Linked DNA regions of Homo sapiens: region 1 is linked to region 2. A link is a loop called in an ENCODE intact Hi-C map of the cell type or tissue named here. Cell type or tissue: OCI-LY7. All regions are shown on one strand. Each heading gives the region's core, and the rest is flanking DNA. Links, peaks and the distances in the headings are about the cores only.

What was found. A loop is a pair of places that touch in the nucleus more often than their neighbours do. Peaks named below come from ENCODE experiments on the same cell type or tissue, not always from the same donor. Only the 100,000 strongest peaks of a DNase experiment are listed, where the experiment ranks them.
Region 1: it touches region 2 in a loop (9-fold over the local background); 5 of 110 quality-filtered maps call a loop at or near these places.

What each region holds. Positions count from the first base shown.
Region 1 is chr1:23,491,458-23,503,092 of GRCh38, reverse strand. No RefSeq gene overlaps it. Among named protein-coding and RNA genes, the nearest start is that of ASAP3, 13 kb to the right of the region's middle. In OCI-LY7, for the core only: a CTCF peak has its summit at 5,864 (motif pointing left); a DNase peak (open chromatin) is centred at 5,832.
Region 2 is chr1:23,659,798-23,671,432 of GRCh38, reverse strand. It overlaps the pseudogene EEF1A1P48. Among named protein-coding and RNA genes, the nearest start is that of RPL11, 26 kb to the left of the region's middle. In OCI-LY7, for the core only: CTCF peaks have their summits at 5,808 and 6,007; DNase peaks (open chromatin) are centred at 6,032 and 6,382; H3K4me3 peaks cover 190 bases; H3K27ac peaks cover 1,751 bases.

The sequences.
Region 1 (11,635 bases), core at 3,404-7,403, 170 kb after region 2:
ACACAAACACATAAAAATATAATTATAAATAATGTAACAATTGTAGTGACTGGTATACATTACAGGAGTTGGTGGGAGGGGGTTGGTCATTTTGGAAGGTTTCCTGGCCTTCATACACCATAATCTCATTTAATGCTCACAACAACCTCAGGAAATCAGAGTTACTCTTATTCCCACTTTATAGATGAGGAAACACTCAGAAGTTCCCAATACATTGTTGAAGTTCCTCATACATTGTTGGGGATGTAAAATTTGTAGCCACTTTGGAAAAGTTTGGCAGCTCCTCAAAAAGATAAACATAAAACTACCATAAGACCCAGTAATTTTACTCCTAGGTATAGAATTATTCTACTTGCAGTAGGATCATTTCTGCTTCAAGATAAATGAAAACATATGTCTATGCAAAGACAAGACTTGGACACAAATGGTTCTAGCAGCATTATTCGTAATAGCCCCAAACTGGAAATACCTAAATATCCATCAACTGGTGAACAGAAAGACAAAATGTATTAGATTCATACAATGGAATACTATTCAACTATATAGAGGAATGAGGTACTGATACATTCTACAATATGATCCTCAAAAACATGGTGCTAAATGACAGAAGCGAGTCACAAAAAATCACATATGATTCCATGTACATGAGACATGAAGAATAGAAAAACCTACAAAGACAAAAAGTAGGCCAGGCGCGGTGGCTCACGCGTGTAATCCCAGCACTTGGAGAGGCCAAGGCGGGTGGATTACCTGAGCTCAGGAGTTCAAGACCAGCCTGGGCAACATAGTGAGACCTAGTCTCTACAAAAAACAAACAAAACTAGCTGGGTATGGTGGTGCATGCCTGTGGTTCCAGCTACTTTGGCCGCTGAGGCAGGAGAATCACTTGAACCCAGGAAGCAGAGGTTGCAATGAGCTAAGATGGAGCTGCACTCCAGCCTGAGTGACAGAGTGACACCCTGCCTCAGAAAGAGAGAGAAGAAGAAGAAAGAAGAAGGAGGAGACCTGAGGTCAGGAGTTCAAGACAAGCCTGGCCAACATGGTGAAACCCCATCTCTACTAAAAATACAAAAATCAGCCAGGCATGGTGGTGCATGCCTGTAATCCCAGCTACTCGGGAGGCTGAGGCAGGAGAATTGCTTGAACCCGGGAGGTGGAGGTTGCAGTGAGCAGAGATGGCGCCACTGCACTCCAGCCTGGGTGACAGAGCGAGACTCCATCTCAAAAAAAAAAAAAAAAAGGAATGAAGTTGGACCCCTAACTCACAACATATACAAAATTTGACTCAGAAATGAATCAAAGATCTAAATATATGAGCTAAAACTATACAACTTTTAGGAAAAAGCATAGACATAAGTCTTTGTGACCTTATATTAGGCAACAATTTCTTACTTTTTTTTTTTTTTTTTTTTTGAGACAAGGTCTCATCTGTCGCCCAGGCTGGAGTGCAGTGGTGTGAACAAAACTCACGGCAGCCTCGACCTCCTGGGATCAAGCAATCCTCCTGCCTCAGCCTCCTGTGTAGCTGGGACTACAGGCACTTGCCTGCCACCATGCTTAGTTAATTTTTAAATTTCTTATAGAGACAGGTTCTTCCTGTGTTGCTCAGGCTGGTCTTGAACTCCTGGCCTCAAGTGATCCTCCTGCCTCACCTCTCAAAGTAATAATTTCTTAAATATGACACCAGAAGCACAAGTAACAAAAGGAAGAAAATAGATAAATTGGACTTCATTAAAATCAAAAGCTTTTTTTTTTTTTTTTTTTGAGATGGAGTCTCTCTCTGCTGCCAGGCTGGAGTGCGGTGGCACAATCTCGGCTCACTGCAACCTCCACTTCCCAGGTTCAAGTGGTTCTGCTGCCTCAGCCTCCCAAGTAGCTGGGACTACAGGCGCTTGCCACCACGCCAGGCTACTTTTTGTATTTGGAGTTTCACCATGTTGGCCAGGATGGTCTCGATCTCTTGACCTCATAATCCACCCGCCTCAGCCTCCCAAAGTGCTGGGATTACAGGCGTGAGCCACCACACCCAGCCTAAAATTAAAAACTTCTTTGTTGCAAAGGACATCATCAAGAAAGTAAAAAACCAACCTACAGCTAATTGTTTGATTTTTTTTATAGAGACGAAGTCTCACTATGTTCCCCAGGTTGATCTTAAACTCCTGGGTTCAAGTGATCCTCCTGGCTTGGCCTCCCAAAGTACTGAGATTATAAGTGTGAGCCACCATGCCCAACCTATATGATCTCACTTACATAAAATATCCAGAATAGGCAAATTTATAGAGATTCATGGTTATTTAAGGTTGTTGGGGAGGGGAGAAGACTGCTAATGGACACAGAGTCTTATGGGGGTGTGATTAAAATATTCTAAAAGTGATATGGTGATGGTTCCCGGGTATTCTTATTTAGCAATCAGTTCAACCCTTCACATTAACAAGTTAAAGGAAAAACCCATGTGACCATCTCCATAGATACAGGAAAAACACTTGAAAAATTCAACACTCATTCACGGTTTTTAGAAACCTGATAGCTAAATAAGAATACACAGGAATTACTTTCCACAGCAAATATCAAACTTAATGGTGAAACTTTAGAAATGAGAGAAGGACATCCAGTATCATTCCTACAAATCAACATCGTATTAGTGATCCCGGACAAAGCAATAAAACAAGGAATAAGAAAAAAGCCCCTGCCAGTCTGTTTCGAACTTATGCAATTAACTACAATGCTGTCCTGAACAAGTGCCATTTATTTATCAGACATTTATTGGGCATCTACCCTGTTCCAAGGTGGGGTCATAACTACTGCTCCCTCCTTGTCAAGGGTGTTTACCTGCCTTAAGAAATTGCTTCCTCTTTCCCTGGGTGGCCAAGGCCTGGCAGGTGTGCGTCTGCAGCAGGATTCTTTTTTTTTTTTTTTTTTTTTGAGACAAGGTCTCACTCTGTCACCCAGGCTGGAGTGCAGTGGCACAATCTCGGCTCACTGCAAACTCTGCCTCCCAGGTTCACGCCATTCTCCTGCCTCAGCCTCAGCTACTGCCTCAGCCTCCCGAGTAGCTGGGACTACAGGCGCCCACCACCACGCCTGGCTAATTTTTTGTATTTTTAGTAGAGACGGGGTTTCACCGTGTTAGTCAGGATGGTCTCGAACTCCTGACCTTGTGATCCGCCTGCCTTGGCCTCCCAAAGTGCTGGGATTACAGGTGTGAGCCACTGTGCCCGGCCGCAGCAGGATTCTTGAGGTGCCTCAAGCTCTGAGTTGCAGCAGGGATAGAAAACCAGACCTTTCGGGGGTTCTAACTGAGAGTTTCAAAGTGCTCAACAGTGTGACAATACTTTTTTGTTTTGTATATTAAGCTGTTTACTTTGCTTGTAGATCCTTCCACAGATCCTGGAAGAGAGAACAGGTAATGAAACTGAACTTTGGAAAATCTAAGATACTGAGAACCATAAAAAGAACCAAAAGGGCTCTTCACTCATTTGTTCATTTGTTTCACAAAACTTTTCCTTTTTTTTTTTTTTTTTTTTTTGAGACAGAGTCTTGCTATGTTGCTCAGGCTAGAGTGCAGTGGCACGATCTTGGCTCACTGCAACCTCCACCTCCAGGGTTCAAGAAATTCTCGTGCCTCAGCCTCCTGAGTAGCTGGGACTACAGGCGCCCACCACCACACCCGGCTAATTTTTGTATTTTTAGTAGAGGTGGGGTTTTGCCATGTTGGACAGGTTGGTCTCAAACTCCTGACCTCAAGTGATCTGCTTGCCTCTGCCTCCCAAGCAGGAGGGATTACAGGCATGAGCCACTGAGCCCGGCCCACAAACCTTTTTTGAGCATCTACTATGCGCCTGCCTCTACCTGGTGCTAGGGAAACCATGCCCCCTCATTTTATGGAGCTTACAGCCAATTCTAATTCAAACCACATAAAGCTTATGGATTTGAACATATATTTAGACAAACACCTTTGAGCCTCTATGTGCTGGCTGGGTAGATCCCAAACTTTAGCGCTCATCAGAATCAGAGGGCTTGTTAGAGTACAGCTTGCTGGGCTCCATCCCTAGAATTTCTGATTCAGTAGGTCACAGGTGGGACCTAAAAATGGACATTTCTGGGCTGGGCGTGGTGGCTCATGCCTGTAATCCCAGCACTTTGGGAGGCCAAGGCAGGCAGCTCACCTGAAGTGGGGAGTTCGAGACCAGTCTGACCAACATGGAGAAACCCTGTCTCTACTAAAAATACAAAATTAGCCGGGTGTGGTGGCGTATGCCTGTAATCCCAGCTACTTGAGAGGCTGAGGCCAGAGAATTGCTTGAACCTGGGAGGCGGCGGTTGCGGTGAGCTGAGATTGTGTCATTGCACTCCAGCCTGGGCAACAAGAGTGAAACTCCATCTGAAAAAAAAAAAAAAAAAAAAAAAAAAAAAAAAAGGGCATCTCTAACAAGCTCCAAGGTGATGTTGAGAATACTGGTCAGGAGGACCACCGCACCAGATAACATGCAATGCCCACACTGGGATTCAGACATTGCAAAATGTAAAAAAGAAAGAAAACAATCCTTATTCTTGAGGAGCTCACAGCCCAGTGGATTCACTCACTTGCTCATTCATTTATTCAACAAATTAGGGCCTCGTGTGCATAACATCATTTAGCTTCCGGCCAAGCGTGGTAGCTCACACCTGTAATCCCAGCACTTTGGGAGGCAGATGGATCACTTAAGCCCATGTGTTTGAGACCAGCCTGGACAACATAGTGAAACCCCATCTCTACAAAAAATACAAAAAATTAGCCAGGCATGGTGGTGGCCTGTAGTCCCAGCCCTTTGAGAGGCTGAGCTGGAAGGATCACCTGAGCCCAGAAGGTCTAGGGTGCAGTGAGTCATAAGCATGCCACTGTACTCCAGCCTGGGCAACAGAGTGAGACCCCATCTCAAACAACCAAAAAAAAAAAACCACAAACAAACAAACAACAACAACAAAATCATTTATTAGGTTGGTGCAAAAGTAATTGCGGTTTTTGCCATTAAAAGTTATGGCTAAATGGTTTCTGGCAAAACCCTATAAAGTAGGTATTGTTATTAGCCCCATGTTTACAAATGAGGAAATTGAGACTCAGAGAGGTTGGGCAATGTGTACAAAGTCACACAACATGTGATAGAGCCCAGGCCATGCAGCCCCAGGAAACCCTACTCTTAACCTCTAGCCAAACTTCATGTCTTATAAATATGTCGTTTAATAAAGTGTTATAAATGCCACCATCAAGGAAGAATAGAATGCTCTGGGAGCTCGGATGGGCTCCATCTATGGAAAGATGGACTCAGAGAGGGTTGGGGATGGGGCCTGAAGGAGATGCTTGCCTAAGGAAAGAAGGGGAGAAGGCTGCACAGCAGGCAGAAGGAGCTGTTTGGGAAAAGGCCAGGTGGCTCCATGGTTAAAATATGTAGAACAGGGCCAAGTGTGGTGGCTCACGCCTACAATCCCAGCACTTTGGGAGGCTGAGGCGGGAGGATTGCCTGAGCTCAGGAGTTCACCACCAGCCTGGGCAACACGGTGAAACCCCGTCTCTACTAAAATACAAAAAATTAGCCAGGCGTGGCGGCGTGTGCCTGTAGTCCCAGCTACTCAGGAGGCTGAGGCAAGAGAATCGCTTGAAACAAGTGACCACAGCAAAGGGTGACCAGCAGGATGCCCAGTGTATCTGTTGGCTAGTGGTTGTGTTGACCCAGTTATGGCCACACACCCCTTCCTGGAGCGTGTAGTCCCTCAATTAAAGGGATCCCTGACCACTCGAACTGTTTGCCCCGTCAGCGCTAGCTAGGCCTCTGCCCAGGCAGGTTATTTTCCCAGCATGGGGACCACTGCCCTCTGCTGGCCACTCTGCCAAATGCAGAAATTGGGAAAAGCTACCTTTTATTGAGATCTCTTTAGTGACCAGGTTTTATTCTATGCAATCTTTTCAAAAACCTTATAGAATAGGCATTATTATTGCCAGTGAGGCTCAAAGAGGTGAATTTACTTATGTGAGGTCACACAGCTAGTAAGGGTGAGCAAGAGAGGCACTTCACCTGCCTCACCCTAGTCCCGGTCCTGGTGATACAACCAGACTGCAACGTGGCCATCTAAGCTCCAAGGGCCATGCTTGTGACTTCCATGTGGTCCAGCCTCCTAACTGGCATTATGGGGGCTCCATTCTGACCTTTAAGATTTTCTGTGTGTGTACACTGCCAGATTCTGGGGAAACAAAGACACAGTCTTTTGCCCACAAACAGTTTGACTAGTGGTCCCTCAAATATAAACTGTGAGAAGACACCTGGCTTCAGGAGCAGCAAAGAAAGCACGATTTGCATGTGTGTGTATTTGGTATTCTAAGGAAACAGGCCCTTGGGGAAGCCTGTAGGCAGTGTCCCAGCCACAGGGAATCCTCTTCCCAGACAATGCGTGCCCTAAGGCCAGCAATCCCCTATCCCACCACCACTACTAGGCTGTACTTTCAGGTCCCTGGGACAAGCCTGATCCTGTTATTTCTTTCTTTTCTTCTTCTTTTTTTTGAGATGGAGACTCGTTCTGTCGCCCAGGCTGGAGTGCAATGGCACGACCTGGGCTCACTGCAACCTCTGCCTCCCGGGTTCAAGCGATTCTCCTGCCTCAGCCTCCCAAGTAGCTGGGACTACAGGTGCCCGCCACACGCCCAGCTAAGTTTTGTATTTTTAGTAGAGACAGGGTTTCACCATATTGGCCAGGCTGGTCTCGAACTCCTGACCTTGTGATCTGTCCGCCTCAGCCTCCCAAAGTGCTGGGATTACAGGCGTGAGCTACTGCTCCTGGCCCCTTTTTTTTTTCTTTTCTTTTTCTTTTTTTTGAGATAGGGTCTACCTCTGTTGCCCAGACTGAAGTGCAGTGGCACAATCACAGCTCACTGCAGCATCGACTTCCCGGGTCCAGGTCATCCTCCTATCTCAGCCTCTCAAGTAGCTGGGACTATAGATGCACACCACCATGCCTGGCTAATTTTTGTATTTTTTTTAAGAGATGGGGTCTCGCTAAGTTGCCCAGGCTGCTCTCAAACTCCTGGGCTCAAGCCATCCTCCTGCCTCAGCTTCCCAAAGTTTTGGGATTACAGGTATGAGCCTGGCCTCATTATTTCTCTACTTACACAAATCTTCCTCATGGTCTGAGCCCTTTGAGGACCACCACCTTCCCTTGAGCTCTGTAACCCTGGCAGGGCCACCAGCCACCAGGTTCCTTGGAGGTACTAGGGAAGCTTTTGTGGATAAATAACCATGAACTTGCAATACAGTTGATCTGCTGTCACTTCTGACGTGATTGTTATTGTCAGGAAAATGCTCACCAGTGTGAAGTTCATTCATTCCTTTGACCCAGACATACCCACCACTTCTCATGTTGCCAGCTTTTTTTTTGAGACAGAGTCTTGCTCTGTTGCCCAGACTGGAGTGCAGTGGCACAATCTTGGCTCACTGCAACCTCCACCTCCTGGGTTCAAGCGATTCTCATGCCTCAGCCTCTCGAGTAGCCAGGACTATAGGCACACGCCACCAAGCCCAGCTAATTTTTTTTTTTTTTTTAAGTAGAGATGGGGTTTCACCAGGCTGGTCTTGAACTCCTGACCTCAAGTGAACCGCTGTCCTCTGCCTCCCAAAGTGCTGGGATTATAGGCGTGAGCCACCGCGCCCGGCTGCCAGCACCTTTTTTCCAAGTGTCCAAGGCAGTAGTTTCCCCTAAAACCAATTCACAAGTTTTTATTGAGCACCTACTAGGAAGCCAAAACACAGGGGGAGGAAAATTTTAGAGGTAGAGCTTCAGGCCTTTTATTAAGAACCTGCAATTGTCCTAATTGGAATTGTCCTAAGCCTGTTACTCTTCACATCACCCCAGTGGGGAGGGGAAGATGAATCCTTTTATAGATGAGAAAGCAGCTCGGAGAGGGATAGGGACATATCCAGAATCACAGAGTAAGAGGCAGAGCTGAGATTTGAAGCCAGGTCTAGCCTGATGACAACATCTCAGCTTCTGTGCCTGTGGTTCTCAAAGTGTACTCCCCAGACCAGCAGCATCAGAATTACCTGGGTAGTTGTTAGAAATGCAGATGACTGGCCAGGCATGGTGGCTCACGCCTGTAATCCCAGCAATTCAGGAGGCCGAGATGGGCGGATCACCTGAGGTCAGGAATTCGAGACAAGCCTGGCCAACATGGTGAAACCCTGTCTCTACTAAAAATACCAAAAATTAGCCAGGTGCAGTGGCGGGCACCTGTAATCCCAGCTACTCAGGAGGCTGAGACAGGAGAGAATCACTTGAACTCGGGAGGTGGAGGTTGCAGTGAGCCGAGATCGCACCATTGCACCCCAGCCTGGGCGACAGAGCTAGGCTCTGTCTTAAAAAAAAAAAAAAGAAATGCAGATGACCAGGTCCCATCCCACATCAACTGAATCTGAAATTCTGGATGTTGGCCCCAGGAGTCTGCATTTTAATAAGTCCTCCAGGTGATTCAGATGCACACTCAAGTGTGAGAACTGCTGACCTATGCTGAGGTGGACTCCATGGTCCAGGTGCCCACGCTTAGATGGGAACGACCCCCAACTGGTACATACACAAATGACTCCCATCAAGACAAATTCCACAGTAGCAACAGTGGAGGGAGACTCATTCTGGGGGTTCTGAAAAGGTTTCATGGAAGAGGCAACATTTGAACTTGACCATAATCAATGGAAGGACTTTCAAGATCATAAATGGAAGAAAAGGGCTTTCAGGTAGAGTGGAAGCAAGGAAGCCAGAAAGTACCTGTTCATAAAATGGGAATATAGGTCAATTCATGACATGCTTTGCCTGCTAGGCTGAGAGATCTTGCCCTTATCCTGGAAGCAGTGGGGATCCCTGATCCCTGGTAGCTTTTTTTTTTTTTTTTTTTTTTGAGACAGAGTCTCGCTCTGTCTCCCAGGCTGGAGTGCAGTGGCGCGATCTTGGCTCACTGCAAGCTCCACCTCCCGGGTTCACGCCATTCTCCTGCCTCAGCCTCCCGAGTAGCTGGGACTACAGGCTCCCGCCATCAGGCCCGGCTAATTTTTTTTTTATTTTTAGTAGAGATGGGGTTTCACCATGTTAGCCAGGATGGTCTTGATCTCCTGACCTCGTGATCTGCCCGCCTCGGCCTCCCAAAGTGCTGGGATTACAGGTGTAAGCCACTGCGCCCGGCCCCCTGGTAGCTTTTTGAGCACAGGTATACTCATAGCTCAAAGTCCCTATATGTCATTGCCCAACAACAGTGTTTTTTTTGTTGTCGTTTTTTTGGGTTTTGTGTTTTTTTGAGATGGAGTCTCGTTCTGTCGTCCAGGCTGGAGTGCAGTGGCACGATCTCAGCTCACTGCAACTTCTGCCTCCTTGGTTCAAACAATTCTCTGCCTCAGCCTCCTGAGTAGCTGGAATTACAGCTACTCAGCCGAGCTGCCATCACGCTCGGCTAATTTTTTTGTATTTTTAATAGAGACGGGTCTTCACCATCTTGGCCAGGCTGGTCTTGAACTCCTGACCTCATGATCCACCCGCCTCAGCCTCCCAAAGTGCTGGGATTACAGGCATGAGCCACTGCACCTGGCCAACAGTGTTTTCTTACTTACCCATCACAGTAGGCAGAATAATGCCCCACTCCCAAAAGATATCCAATGTCCTAATCCCCCGAACCTGTGAATATGTGATATTACATGGCAAGGGAAAATTAAGATTACAGGTGATAAGATAGCTAATCAGCTGACCCTGAAATGGGTGATTATCTTGGATTATCTAGGTAGACCTAACATAATCATCATCCTGACTGGTCACAGTGGCTCATGCCTGTAATCTTAGCATTTTGGGAGGCTGAGGCAGGTGGATCATCTGAGGCTAGGAGTTCGAGACCAGCCTGACCAACATGGTGAAACCTGGTCCCTACTAAAAATACAAAAAAATTTAGCCGAGCATGGTGGTGTGCGCTTGTAATCCCAGCGACTCAGGAGGCTGAGGCACGAGAATTGCTTCAGCCTGGGAGGTGGAGGTTGCAGTGAGCCAAGATCACACCACTGCACTCCAGCCTGGGTGACAATTTGAGACTCTGTCTCAAATAATCATCATCATCATCATCATCATCATCATCATCATCATAGTCTTTTTGTTTTTTGAGACAGGATCTCATTCTGTCGCCCAGGCTGGAGTGCAGTGGTGCAGTCACAGTTCATTGCAGCCTCAACCTCCCTTGGCCCAGGTGATCCTCCTGCCTCAGCCTCCCGAGTAGTTGGGACTACAGGTGTGTGCCACCACACCCAGCAAATTTTTTGTAGAGATGGAGTTTTGCCATGTTGCCCAGGCTGATCTTGAACTCCTGGGCTCAGGTGATTTGCCTACCTCAGTATCCCAAAGTTCTGGGATTACAAGCGTGAGCTACCACACCTGGCCAATAGCAGTTTAAATTGGGTGGTCAGGATAAGCCTCCCTGAGATGGTAGCATTTGGGCTAAGACTTGGCAGAAAGAAGTGAGAACACTGGCCATGTGGATATCTGTGGGAAGACCATGCCAGGCAGGAGGAGCAGCCAGTGCAAAGGTCCTGGGGCACAAGTGTGCCAAGTATATTCAAGGAACACTAAGGAAGTCAATGTGACTGGAGCAGGGGAGGAGAGGGAGAGTGAGAAGGGATGAGGTCAGAGGAAGGCAGATTAGGTAAGACCTTCAGGCCATGCAAGGCTTGGCTTTTGGCTTGAGTGAGAGGCATTAGAGGGTTTTGCAGAGTGCAATGACATGATCTGGTATCAGAGTCACTTGCTGCTCAGTTGAGAATAGGCTGTAGGCCGGGCATGGTGGCTCACACCTGTAATCCTAGCACTCTGAAAGGCCAAGATGGGTGGATCACTTGAGGTCAGGAGTTCAAGACCAGCCTGGCCAACATGGCGAAGCCCCATCTCTACTAAAAATAGAAAAATTAGCTGGGCATGGTGGCACATGCCTGTAATTCCAGCTACTTGGAAGGATGAGGCATGAGAATTGCTTGAAGTTGGGAGGTTGCAGTGAGCCAAGATTTTGCCACTGCACTACAACTTGGGCAACAGAGCGAGACCCTCTCTCTCAAAAAAAAAAAAAAAAAAGAAAAAAGAAAAAAGAATAGGCTGTAGAGCAGCCAGGGTGGAAGCAGAGAGCACAATGAAGGCTCCTGCAGTGATCCGGGCAAGAGATCACAATGGCTTGGACCAGGCCACTAGCGGTGCAGTGATGAGGAGTGGCGTTCTAGATATATTTTAGGGATAGAGCCAATGGATTTCATGATGTGGGGTGTGAGAGAAAGAGAAGAGTCAAGAATGTTCATCCTGAACGCTAGAAAATGGAAGTTGTGGGCTGGGCGCAGTGGCTCATACCTGTAATCCCAGCACTTTGGGAGGCTGAGGCTGGCGGATCACGAGGTCAGGAGTTCAAGACCAGCATGACCAACATGGTGAAACACTGTCTCTACTAAAAAATACAAAAATTAGCCGGGCATGGTGGCGCACACCTGTAATCCCAGATATTCGGGAGGCTAAGGCAGGAGAATTGCTTGAACCCGGGAGGCGGAGGTTGCAGTGAGCCGAGATTATGCCATTGCACTCCAGCCTGGGCAGCACAGTGAGACTCTGT
Region 2 (11,635 bases), core at 3,912-7,911:
AGTCCGCACAGTTTTATGCTTACTGATTATATAGTCTTGGGTGTACTCATGTCACTCATCTGTAACATGGAGGTCAAAGCAGCCCCCAAAAGGGGATGCAGATCGTTCCCAGTGATCAGTCCATGAGCACACTGTGAATACTGGATATTTATTCCAGGAGAAGCTCAAAGATTTAAGTGGGCAAGTCTCATTTAATTGGCCCTGCCCAGCCGGCCCTCACCTTGCTGCCAGGTTCCAGCATGTTGTCCCCATGCCAGCCTGAGATGGGCACAAAGGGCAGAGTCTGGGAGTTGTAACTAATCTTCTTGATGTAAGCCTTCACCTCCTTGCTGATCTCCTCAAAGCATGTACTACTGTAAGGTGGCTCTGTGATGTCCATCTTGTTGACTGTCACAATGAGCTGCTTCATGCCCAGTGTATAGGCCAGCAGTGTGTGCTCACAGATCTGCTTGTTCTTGGAGATGCCAGCCTCACACTCTCCTACACCACTTGCCACAATCAGCACAGCACAGTCTTCCTGGCCTGAGAGAGGAAGGCCCAGCTCAGACCTGGCCTGGGACACCCCCTGCCCATCCCCACAGCAGGGCCGAGGCAACCCTGGTGGTAGCTGTAAGGTGACTGTGATCATGTTCTTGATGAAGTCACAGTGACCCATGGCATCAATGATGGTGACATAGTATTGCTTTGTCCCGAACTTCTACAGAAAGATGTTGATGGGATGCCACTCATATGGTTTGGCTGTGTCCCCACCCAAATCTCATCTTGAACTGTAATTCCCATAATCCCCACCTGTGGTGGAAGGGACATGGTGGGAGGTAACTGAATCATGGGGGCAGTTCCCTCATACTATTATCATGATAGTAAGTTCTCACAAGATCTGATGGTTTTTTTAAGGAGCTTCCCCCTTCACTTGGCTCTCATTCTTCTTCCTGACGTCACATGAAGAAGGACATGTTTGCTTCCCCTTCTGCCATGATTGTAAGTTTCCTAAGGCCTCCCCAGCCATGCTGAACTGTGAGTCAATTAAACCTCTTTCCTTTGTAAATTACCCAGTCTCAGGTATGTCTTCATTAGCAGTGTTTCCACCCTGCCTTTAGCTTGTCCAGCACCCCGGAGCATGTGAAGGAGCCTTTGCCCATCTGGACCAGGAGTGAGAAGGAGAACTCCACGGTCACTTTTTTTTTTTAATGGAGTCTTGCTCTGTCACCCAGGCTGGAGTACAGTGGCGTGATCTTGGCTCACTGCAACCTCCACCTCCTGAGTTCAAGCGATTCTCCTGGCTCAGCCCCCTGAGTAGCTGGGATTACAGGCACATGCCACCATGCCCGGCTAATTTTTGTATTTTTAGTAGAAACAGGGTTTCACCATGTTGGTCAGGCTGGTCTCGAGCTCCTGACCTCATGATCCGCCCTCCTCGGCCTCCCAAAGTGCTGGGATTACAGGCATGAGCCCCTGCACCTGGCCTACCTCTACTTCTAAAGCTCCCCATCAACCAAGAAGAAAGTTCCCAAATAAGGTGAGAGTCAGAAGGGACAGTAACAGGGCAGTGTGATGGAGAAGTCTTTGAATTTTTAAATTTAAATTTAAATTTTTAGAGACAAGGTCTTACTTTGTCATCAAGGCTAGAGTGCAATGGCGTAAACATGGCTAACTGCAACCTCGACCTCTTCGACTTGCTGGGCTTAAGTGATCCCCCTTCCTCAGAGCCCCGAGTAGCTGGGACCACAGGCACATGCCATCATACCCGGCTCATTTTTGTATTTTTAGTAGAGACAGGGTTTCGCCATATTGCCCAGGCTAGTCTCAAACCCCTGAGCTCGAGCAATCCACCTGCTTTGGCCTCACAAAGTGTTGGGATTATAGGTGTGAGCCACCATCCCCGACACAAATTTTTAAAATAACAGAATATATTACTTGAAAAATTAGGCCCACCCGCCCGCCCTCCCTCCCTTCTTTTTCCTTTTTTTTTCTTTTTTCTTTTCTTTTTTTTTTTTTTTTTGAGATGGAGTCTCGCTCTGTCACCCAGGCTGGGGTGCAGTGGAGCGATCTCGGCTCAGTGCCAGCTCTGCCTCCTGGGTTCACGCCATTCTCCTGCCTCAGCCTCCCAAGTAGTTGGGACTACAGGCGCCCGCCACCACGCCCGGCTAATTTTTTTTTTATTTATTTTTAGTAGAGACGGGGTTTCACCATGTTAGCCAGGATGGTCTCGATCTCCTGACCTCGTGATCCACCCACCTTGGCCTCCCAAAATGCTGGGATTACAGGCTTGAGCCACCGCGCCTGGCCCTTCCTTCCTCCCTTCCTCCCTCCCTCCCTCCCTTCCTTCCTTCCTTTCTTTCTCCTTCCTTCCTTCTTTCCTTCCTTCCTTCCTTTCTTTCTCCTTCCTTCCTTCTTTCTCTCTTTCTTCTTTTCTTTCTGATGGAGTCTTGCTCTGTCACCCAGGCTGGAGTGCAGCGGCACAATCTTGGCTCACTGCACCCTCTACCTCCCAGGTTCAAGCAGTTCTCCTGCCTCAGCCTCCAGAGTAGCTGAGATTGATTACAGGTGCCTACCATCATGCCCGGCTAATTTTTTGTATTTTTAGTAGAGATGAGGTTTCACCATATTGGCCAGGCTGGTCTCCAACTCCTGAGCTCAAGCAATCCACCTGCCTCGGCCTCCCAAAGTGCTGGGATTACAGGCGTGAGTCATTGTGCCCAGCCTGGTTTTCCTTTAAGAGCAAGTTTTAGAGTCAAAGTGACCCAGGGCCATTCATAAAGTGCCTAGCCTGGCACATGGGCGTACCACATGGTCAGCAAGACTTTAAATTAGCAATAGCAGCAAACACTTATGTAATGCTCACCATGTATCTGGTGTTGTTTTAAGCACTTAAGTCAGATTATCTCATTTAATTCTCACAACAACTCAATGAAGTTTTATTTTTTTATTTTAATTATTATGTTATTGTTTTATTTTTGAGATGGAGTCACACTCTTTCGCCCAGGCTGGAGTGCAGTGGCACCATCTTGGCTCACTGTAACCTCCAGCTCCCAGGTTCAAGCGATTCTCCAACCTCAGCCTCCTAAGTAGCTCGGATTACAGGTGTGTGCCACTGCACCCAGCCTAATTTTTATTATTTTTTTATTTTTAGCTTTTGAGACAAGATCTCACTCTGTTGCCCAGAAGTACGACAGAGAGCACTTCTAGGCTGGAGTGCAATGGTGGCTCTATCAGCGCTCACTGCAGCCTTGACCTCCTGGGCTCAAGTGATCCTCCCACCCCCGGCTCTTGAGTAGCTGGGACAACAGGCACAGGCACCACCATGCCAAGCTAATTTGTGTGTGTGTGTGTGTGTGTGTGTGTGTGTGTGTGTGTGTGTGTGTAGACTGGGTCTCACCAAGTTGCCCAGGCAGGTCTTGAATTCCTGGGCTCAAGCAATCTACCCACCTTGATCTCCCACAGGGCTGAGATTACAAGCATGGGCCACTGTGCCCAGCCATATTTTTAATTTTTATTTTTTCTTTCTGAAAACACTGTGGTGACTTATTAATGAAGTTTTATTACCTCCATTTTGCAAATGAAATAAGAGAGGAATGAACTAGCTTAAGATCATACAGCTAATAAACAGCAGAACCAGGATTTGAACCCAGGGTGTTGGACTCTAAAGTTCAAGCCCTTGAACGCTACTCTATGGTAAATGGTAGCTATGACTGATGGTTACACCTGGGAACGTTGCACTTCTTTCAGCACTGGTAAAAATGAGGCTACTAAAAAAAGTCAATAGAACATATAGGTTACCACATCAGTCTCGCCAGCTGGGAGATCCTGGCTATTTGTTTATTTCAGCCGTAATTATAGTGCTGTGCTAAGCCCTGAGGCATAGTGGAGGATAAAACAGACCAGAGACCAGGTGGCTTCCTCAAGAAAACTAATCAGGTCATTCAGAGACAGGACTAGAACACCAGGCCTCCTGACTTTTGCTACTATAGGAATGTTTACAAAGTAGTTTTGAATGTACATTAGATAAGCAGATCCCAAAGAGTAGTCTAGGGACACATAGGGACCTAAGGGTTTTCAAGGTCAAAACTATTTCTGTAACAATGCTAAGACATTTTCCCTCTCATTCTCCCATGAGTGCACAGTGGTGTTTTCTAGGGGCTACATGACATGTAAAATTGCAATGGGCTGAAGAAGCAGATATGAGAATCTAGCTGTCTTCTATTAAGCCAGACAGTAAAGAGATCTGCAAAAATGTAAAACAATGCCATCCTTCTGTGATTTTTTGCTTTGGGAAATAGTTATTCTTCACAATTAAAAATGTGGTATGTTGGCTGGGCGCGGTGGCTCACGCCTGTAATCCCAGCACTTAGGGAGGCCAAGGTGGGTGGATCACTTTAGGTTGGGAGTTCGAGACTAGCCTGACCAACATGGAGAAACCCCGTCTCTACTAAAAATACAAAATTAGGCCAGGCATGGTGGCTCACGCCTGTAATCCCAGCACTTTGGGAGGCTGAGGTGGGTGGATCATAAGGTCAGGAGATCGAGACCATCCTGGCTAACACGGTGAAACCCCGTCTCTACTAAAAATACAAAAAATTAAAAAAAAAAAAAATTAGCCAGGCGTGGTGGCGGGCGGCTGTAGTCCCAGCTACTTGGGAGGCTGAGGCAGGAGAATGGTGTGAACCCAGGAGGCGGAGCTTGCAGTGAGCTGAGATCGCACCACTGCACTCCAGCCTGGGCGACAGTGAGACTCCATCTCAAAAAAAAAAAAAAAAAAAAAATTTGCTGGGCGCTGTGGCTTATGCCTGTAATCCCAGCTACTTGGGAGGCTGAGGCGGGAGAATCACTTGAACTCAGGAGGCAGAGGTTGTGGTGGGCCAAGATCACGCCATTGCACTCCAGTCTGGGCAACAAGAGCGAAACTCTGTCTCAAAACCAACAACAACAACAACAAAAAGTGATGTGTTAATATGTAAGGAGTTTATACTGCTATTTTAAAATAATTACATTTTTAATTTTTTAAAAATTTCATATTTTATTTATTTATTATTATTATTATTTTTTTGAGACAGAGTCTCACCCCGTTGCCTGGGCTGGAGTGCAGTGGTGCGATCTCATCTCACCGCAACCTCCACCTCACGGGTTCAAGTAATTATCATGCCTCAGCCTCCTAAGTAGCTGGGAATACAGGCACGCACCACCATGCTTGGCTAATTTTTGTATTTTTAGTACAGACGGGGGTTTTCCAAGAAGATTATGGAAAAAAGAATGATATGATATGGTGATTCTCCAACTTTCTGCTCTTGGGAACCCTTTACACTATTAAAGGGACTCCAAAGGGATTTGATTATGTAAATTAGAGCTATCTATATTCACTATATTCAAAATTAAAACTGAGTTGTTTTGTTTTGAGATGGAGTCTCACTCTGTCACCCAGGCTGGAGTGCAGTGGCACAATCCCGGCTCATTGCAACCTCTGCCTCCCAGGCTCAAGTGATTCTCGTGCCTCAGCCTCCTGAGCAGTTGAGATTCCAGGCACGCGCCACCACGTCTGGCTAATTTTTGTATTTTTAGTAGAGACGGGGTTTCTGCATGTTGGCCAGGCTGGTCTCGAACTCCCGCCCTAAAGTGATTGGCCCACCTTGGCCTCCCAAAGTGCTAGGATTACAGGCATGAGCTACCACGCCCCGCCGATAATTAAAACTGGAGCGGTGGCCCATGCCTGTAATCCCAGCACTTTGGGAGGCCAAGGCAAGCCAATCACTTGAGGTCAGGAGTTCGAGACCAGCCTGGCCAACGTGGGGAAACCCCATCTCTACTAAAAATACCAAAATTAGCCTGCCATGGTGGCACGCACCTGTAATCCCAGCTACTCGAGAGGCTGAGGCATGAGAATTGCTTGAACCCTGGAAGTGGAAGTTGCAGTGAGCCAAGATGGGCCATTGCACTCCAGCCTGGGCAACTCCATCTCAAAAAAAAAAAAAAAAAAGGAAAAGAAAAAAGAAACACATGGGGGCGCTCTCGCCACAAACTGCAGAGAAAAATGATCTTAAAACCAAGGACATTGGAGGGCCTTGGATGCCTGGGTGGCTGCTATTACAACACTTTTCTGATCACATTGTCACCAATTCTGGTCTTTCCCCTTAGGTTACAGGTAGTGATAGGGATGGTTGGGAAATGTAGCTAATTTCACCTTCCTGTAAGCTTTGTTTTCCATGAATTATTTTGCATCTTGGTGTATTGATGTAATTTCTTGGCTATAACTCCCACAAGTTCATAAAAGGTAATGTGAGGCCCTATGACACCCATCTCTGGCCTTTCAGGCTATGCTTCTGAAAGCATCTGTGGAGTGTTGGGAAGGAAACTGGCTTTGGCATCCAAAGACTAGGCACCAGGTCTCAGCTTCACCACTTCCTGGCTGTGTGACCTTTCACCTCTCTGAGCCTCATTATCTCACCACTAAGAGAAGGACGGTAATAGCTGCCCTCACAGAATTATTGTGAAGAGCAGATGAGCAGTAAAATGGCTTTGTCAACTGTAAAGTACTGTAGGAAGGTCTATATTTGTTATGACACTGGCCTGTGGAAATATGTAAATAAGTAAATATCTAATATGTGGTTTTTAAAGATGCTGATTCTTTGCTGTCCTAATTCCCTATTGTTGCAGAAATTTCATTTTACCTCTCAAGAGGTTTTTCTGGTATCTGGACTTTAAAAAATACAGGGCTGAGCTTTTGGCCAGGGTGATGTTGGTAGTGACCCGATTGTCTGGAAAGTCTTTCTGTGCACCAGCCCGTTAGAGTGCCAGAAATCCCACCATTGGCAATCTGCTGCTTTACATTCTTCTTATAAAACATCAACATCTCCTCTTCTTCTTTTCTTTCTTCCCTCCTTCCAAAGCCTTTTCCACTGGCTTGCTGATTCCTTAAATTCTACTTTCAGATCACTGAGTGATCTTGGCTCACTGCAACCTCCACCTCCAGGGTTCAATCAATTCTCCTGCCTCAGCCTCCCAAGTAGCTGGGATTACAGGCGCCTGCCACCATGGCTGGTGAATTTTTTTATTTTGCATTTTATTAGAGATGGGGTCACCATGTCGGCCAGGCTGGTTTCAAACTCCTGACCTCAAGTGATCCGGCTGCCTCGGCCTTCCCAAGTGCCAGGATCACAGGCGTGAGCCACTGCGCCCTGCCTACTTTCAGGCACTTTGATTTGGTCTAAGACTTCAGCTCCCAGCTAAAACTGCTTCTAGCTCTAAGGAAAACCAATACTGGGGCCTGGTGCATATATATATATATATATATATATATATATATATATATATATATATATATATATATATATTTAATATATAATATATATATATAACTTTTAAAAAAATATATATATATATAAATGTAACAAGGTATAGACATTTTGGAAAACAGTTTGGCAATTTCTTTTTTGAGATGGCGTCTTTCTCTGTCACCCAGGCTGCAGTGCAGTGGCATGATCTCGATTCACTGCAACCTCTGCCTCCCAGGTTCAAGTGATTCTCCTGTCTCAGCCTCCTGAGTTGCTGGGATTACAGGGGTGCACCACCACATCCGGTTAATTTTTGTATTTTTAGTAGAAGCAGGGTTTCACCTTGTTGGCCAGGCTGGTCTCGAGCTCCTGACCTCGTGATCCTCCCGCCTTGGCCTCCCAAAGTGCTGGGATCACAAGCATAAGCCACCGCGCCCGGCCTGCAATTTCTTATAAGACTAAACATGCAATTATCATATAACCCAGCAACTGTATTCTTGTGCATTTATCCCAGATAAATTAAAATTTAAGTTCACACAAAAACTTGCAGAGAAATGTTGTTTTTTGTGTTTTTGAGATGGTGTCTCGCTCTGTCTCCCAGGCTGGAGTGCAGTGGCACCATCTCGGCTCACTGCAAGCTCCGCCTCCCGGGTTCACGCCTTCTCCTGCCTCAGCCTCCCAAGTAGCTGGGACTATAGGCGCTCGCCACCACGCCCGACTAATTTTTTGTATTTTTAGTACAGACGGGGTTTCACCATGTTAGCCAGGATGGTCTTGATCTCCTGTCCTCGTGATCCGCCCACCTCGGCCTCCCAAAGTGGTGGGATTACAGGCGTGAGCCACTGCGCCCGGCCTGAGAAATGTTTATGGCAGCTTTATTTGTAACAACAAAATACTGGAAACAACCCTTCAGTGGGAGAATGGTTGACCAAACTCTGGTACATCCATACCATGGAATACTCCCCAGCAATAGCAAAGAATGAACTACTGATACATGCAGCAACCTAGATGGACATCAAGAGTGTTATGCTTAGTGAAAAAAAGCCAGTGTCAAAAGATTACATACTGTGTGATTCCATTTACATAACATCTCAAAGTGACACAACTATAGAGATGGAGAGCAGATTAGTGGTTGCCAGAGGACGAAGACGGGGTGAGGAGCTGGGAGAGGGTGAGGGTGGCTGAGAATACAAAGAGGTAGCATGAGGCTGTGATTTCGAGGTGATGGAATGATTCTGTATCTTAACTGTGGTGCTGGTTACACAGATTTGTACATAGGATAAAACTAGAACTACATACATACAAATGAATGCAGTTTTTAAAAATGGTAAAAACTGAGTAAGGTCTGTAGACTGGCTAATAGTAATACACAAAGAGCAATGTCAGTTTTCTGGTTTAGATGTTATACTATGGCTATATAAGATTTCACCATTGGGGATGGGTGTGGTGGCTCATGCCTATAATCCCAGCACTTTGGGAAGTCAAGGCAGGCAGATCACCTGAGGTCAGGAGTTCAAGACCAGCCTGGCCAACACGGCGAAATCCCATCTCTACTAAAAACACAAAAATTAGCTGGGTGTGGTGGCGCATGCCTGTAGTCCCAGCTATTTGGGAGGCTGAGGAAGGAGAATCACTTGAACCTGGGAGGTAGAGGTTGCAGTGAGCCAAGATCACGCCACTACACTCCAGCCTGGGCAACAGAGCAAGACTCCATCTCAAAAAAAAGAAAAAAAAAAAATCTCACCATTGGGGAAGCTGGGTGACTGATATGTGAATCCCTGTGTGCTGCTCTAACACTTGCCTTTGAGTGTGTAATTATTTCAAAACAAAGAGCTTAAAATTTGGGTGGGGGAAGTACCTAGGTGAGACCTCTCCACCATTGTCCAATGTGTTTATTGCAAGGATTCCCCCGCTGCAGAGTGGGATGCCACGTTGCCAACATCCTGCAGCTTGGAGCTGGGGTTGATGTTTATGTGGACTTTTCAGGTACCTGTGGAGGATGGTGGGGGCAGGAATACCTGATGAGTGGATGGAAGGAGAGAGAAAAGAAGTGGCAACTGTAGACAGATGAGTCAGGTATGGCACCAAGGACCAGCCTGAACATGCCTGAAAATCAGCCCATATGCCGAACGGAATAGGAGGGACTTGGGTCTCTGACTCCTAAGACAAAGACCTCTCCTTTTATTGAATTATGTGGTTTTCCAAATCTTTCTGTGATTATGCTTAGGGGATATTTTGAAGACTGCACAGTCCTGGAACCCTTCTCTTTAGTTGATCCTGATTATACAGGGAATGTTTGTGTCCTTCCAAATTCATATATTACAATCCTTACCCCAAAGGTGATGGTATTAGGAGGTGGGGTATTTGGGAGGTGATTGGGTGATGAGAGTGGAGCCCTTATGATAGGGATTAGTGCCTTTATCAAAGAGACCTCCAAGAGATAGCTAGCCCCTTGTACCATGTCAGGACACAGCAACAAGGCACCCTCTATGAATCAGGAAGAGGGCCCTCACCAGACACCAAATCTGCCAGCACTTTGTTCTTGGACCTCCCAGCATCCAGAGCTATAAGAAATAAATGTCTGTTGTTTATAAGGCACCCAATTTATGGTATTTTGTTTCAGCAGTCCAAACAGACTACGATAGTCTTTTTTTTTTTTTTGAGATGGAATTTCACTCTTGTTGCCCAGGCTGCAGTGCAATGGCACGATCTCGGCTCACCGCAACCTCCGCCTCCTGGGTTCAAGCGATTCTCCCGCCTCTGCCTCCCGAGTAGTTGGGATTACAGGCATGCACCACCATGCCCAGCTAATTTTGTATTTTTAGTAGAGATGGGGTTTCTCCATGTTGGTCAGGCTGGTCTGGAACTCCCGACCTAAAGTAATCCACCTGCCTCGGCCTCCCAAAGTGCTGGGATTACAGGCATGAGCCACTGCGCCCGGCCTTAAGATAGTCTTTTAAAAAACTTTAAAATAGTGCATTAAATATACAGAACACTTCTGCTTCTGGCCAAGATGAGATACCAGGGACCAGATATATTCTCCCAAGTGAAACAATAGAAAAAACTGGACAAAATCTATGAAACAATGGTTTTCTGATATTGGACCTCACCAGTGCAGGACAGTGATTCCCGAGAGAGGGGAAACAAATGAGGTGAGTCTTATGATTGCCCGCCCGCCCCCCACCTTGCTGCCTGGAACGAGTTTCTGAGCTGCGGCATGTGGAAGGGAGCTGCATTAAGAGGGTTGGGGCCGGGCACCGTGGCTCACACCCAGGTGGAGCCTGATGGACTTCTGGAGCTGAGCAGCTGGAGCTGAGAGTCCAGGGAGGCCGCAGATGGCTGGAGTTCAGGGCAGAGTATTGGAGAGGAGAGAGCTGCAGAGAGCTCTGCAGAGAGCTCCCTCTTCACTGATCAGCACATGTGTGTAAGGAAGCTTCCTGAGGCTGGGGAAGAATCACCTGAAAGGACCAGAGGAAAAAATCACTACAGTTCACATGGCGACAGGAGTACTCTGTGTTCCCACCAGGCAGAGTAGAAAACCTCTTAATTCCAGGGGGATTGGGTACAGTCCTCAGAAGTGTATTGTTTCAGTAGTGGGACAAAATAAGCCCCAGAATAAAGGCTGCTCTGGTCTCACCTAACAACCTCAAAGTCTGGCCAGGCACAGTGGCTCACGCCTGTAATCCCAGCACTTTGGGAGGCGGAGGCGTGGGGATCACTTGAGGTCAGGAGGTCAAGACCAGCCTGGCCAATGTGGCGAAACCCCGTCTCTACTAAAAATACAAAAATTAGCCAGGCGTGGTGGCAGGCACCTGTAATCCCAGCTACTCAGGAGGCTGAGGGAGGAGAATTGCTTGAACCCAGGAGGTGGAGGTTGCAGTGAGCTGAGATCATGCCACTGCACTCTAGCCTGGGTGACAGAGTGAGAATCCATCTCAAAAAAAAAAAAAAAAAAAAAAAAAAAGCCCGGGCACGGTGGCTCACGCCTGTAATCCCAGCACTTTGGGAGGCCGAGGTGGGCGGATCACGAGGTCAGGAGATCGAGACCACGGTGAAACCCCGTCTCTACTAAAGATACAAAAAAATAGCCAGGCGCGGTGGCGGCGCATGTAGTCCCAGCTACTCGGGAGGCTGAGGCAGGAGAATGGTGTGAACCTGGGAGGCAGAGTTTGCAGTGAGCTGAGATCGCACCACTGCACTCCAGCCTGGGTGACAGAGTGAGACTCCGTCTCAAAAAAAAAAAAAAAAAAAAAGACTCAAAGTAAACCTCAAAAGGATCAAACTGTTTCCAAGTAACCTTAAGTATCCCATAACACATTTCAAGAATATTCATAGGAACACGAAAATATCTAGCACCCGAAGAGGTGCAATTC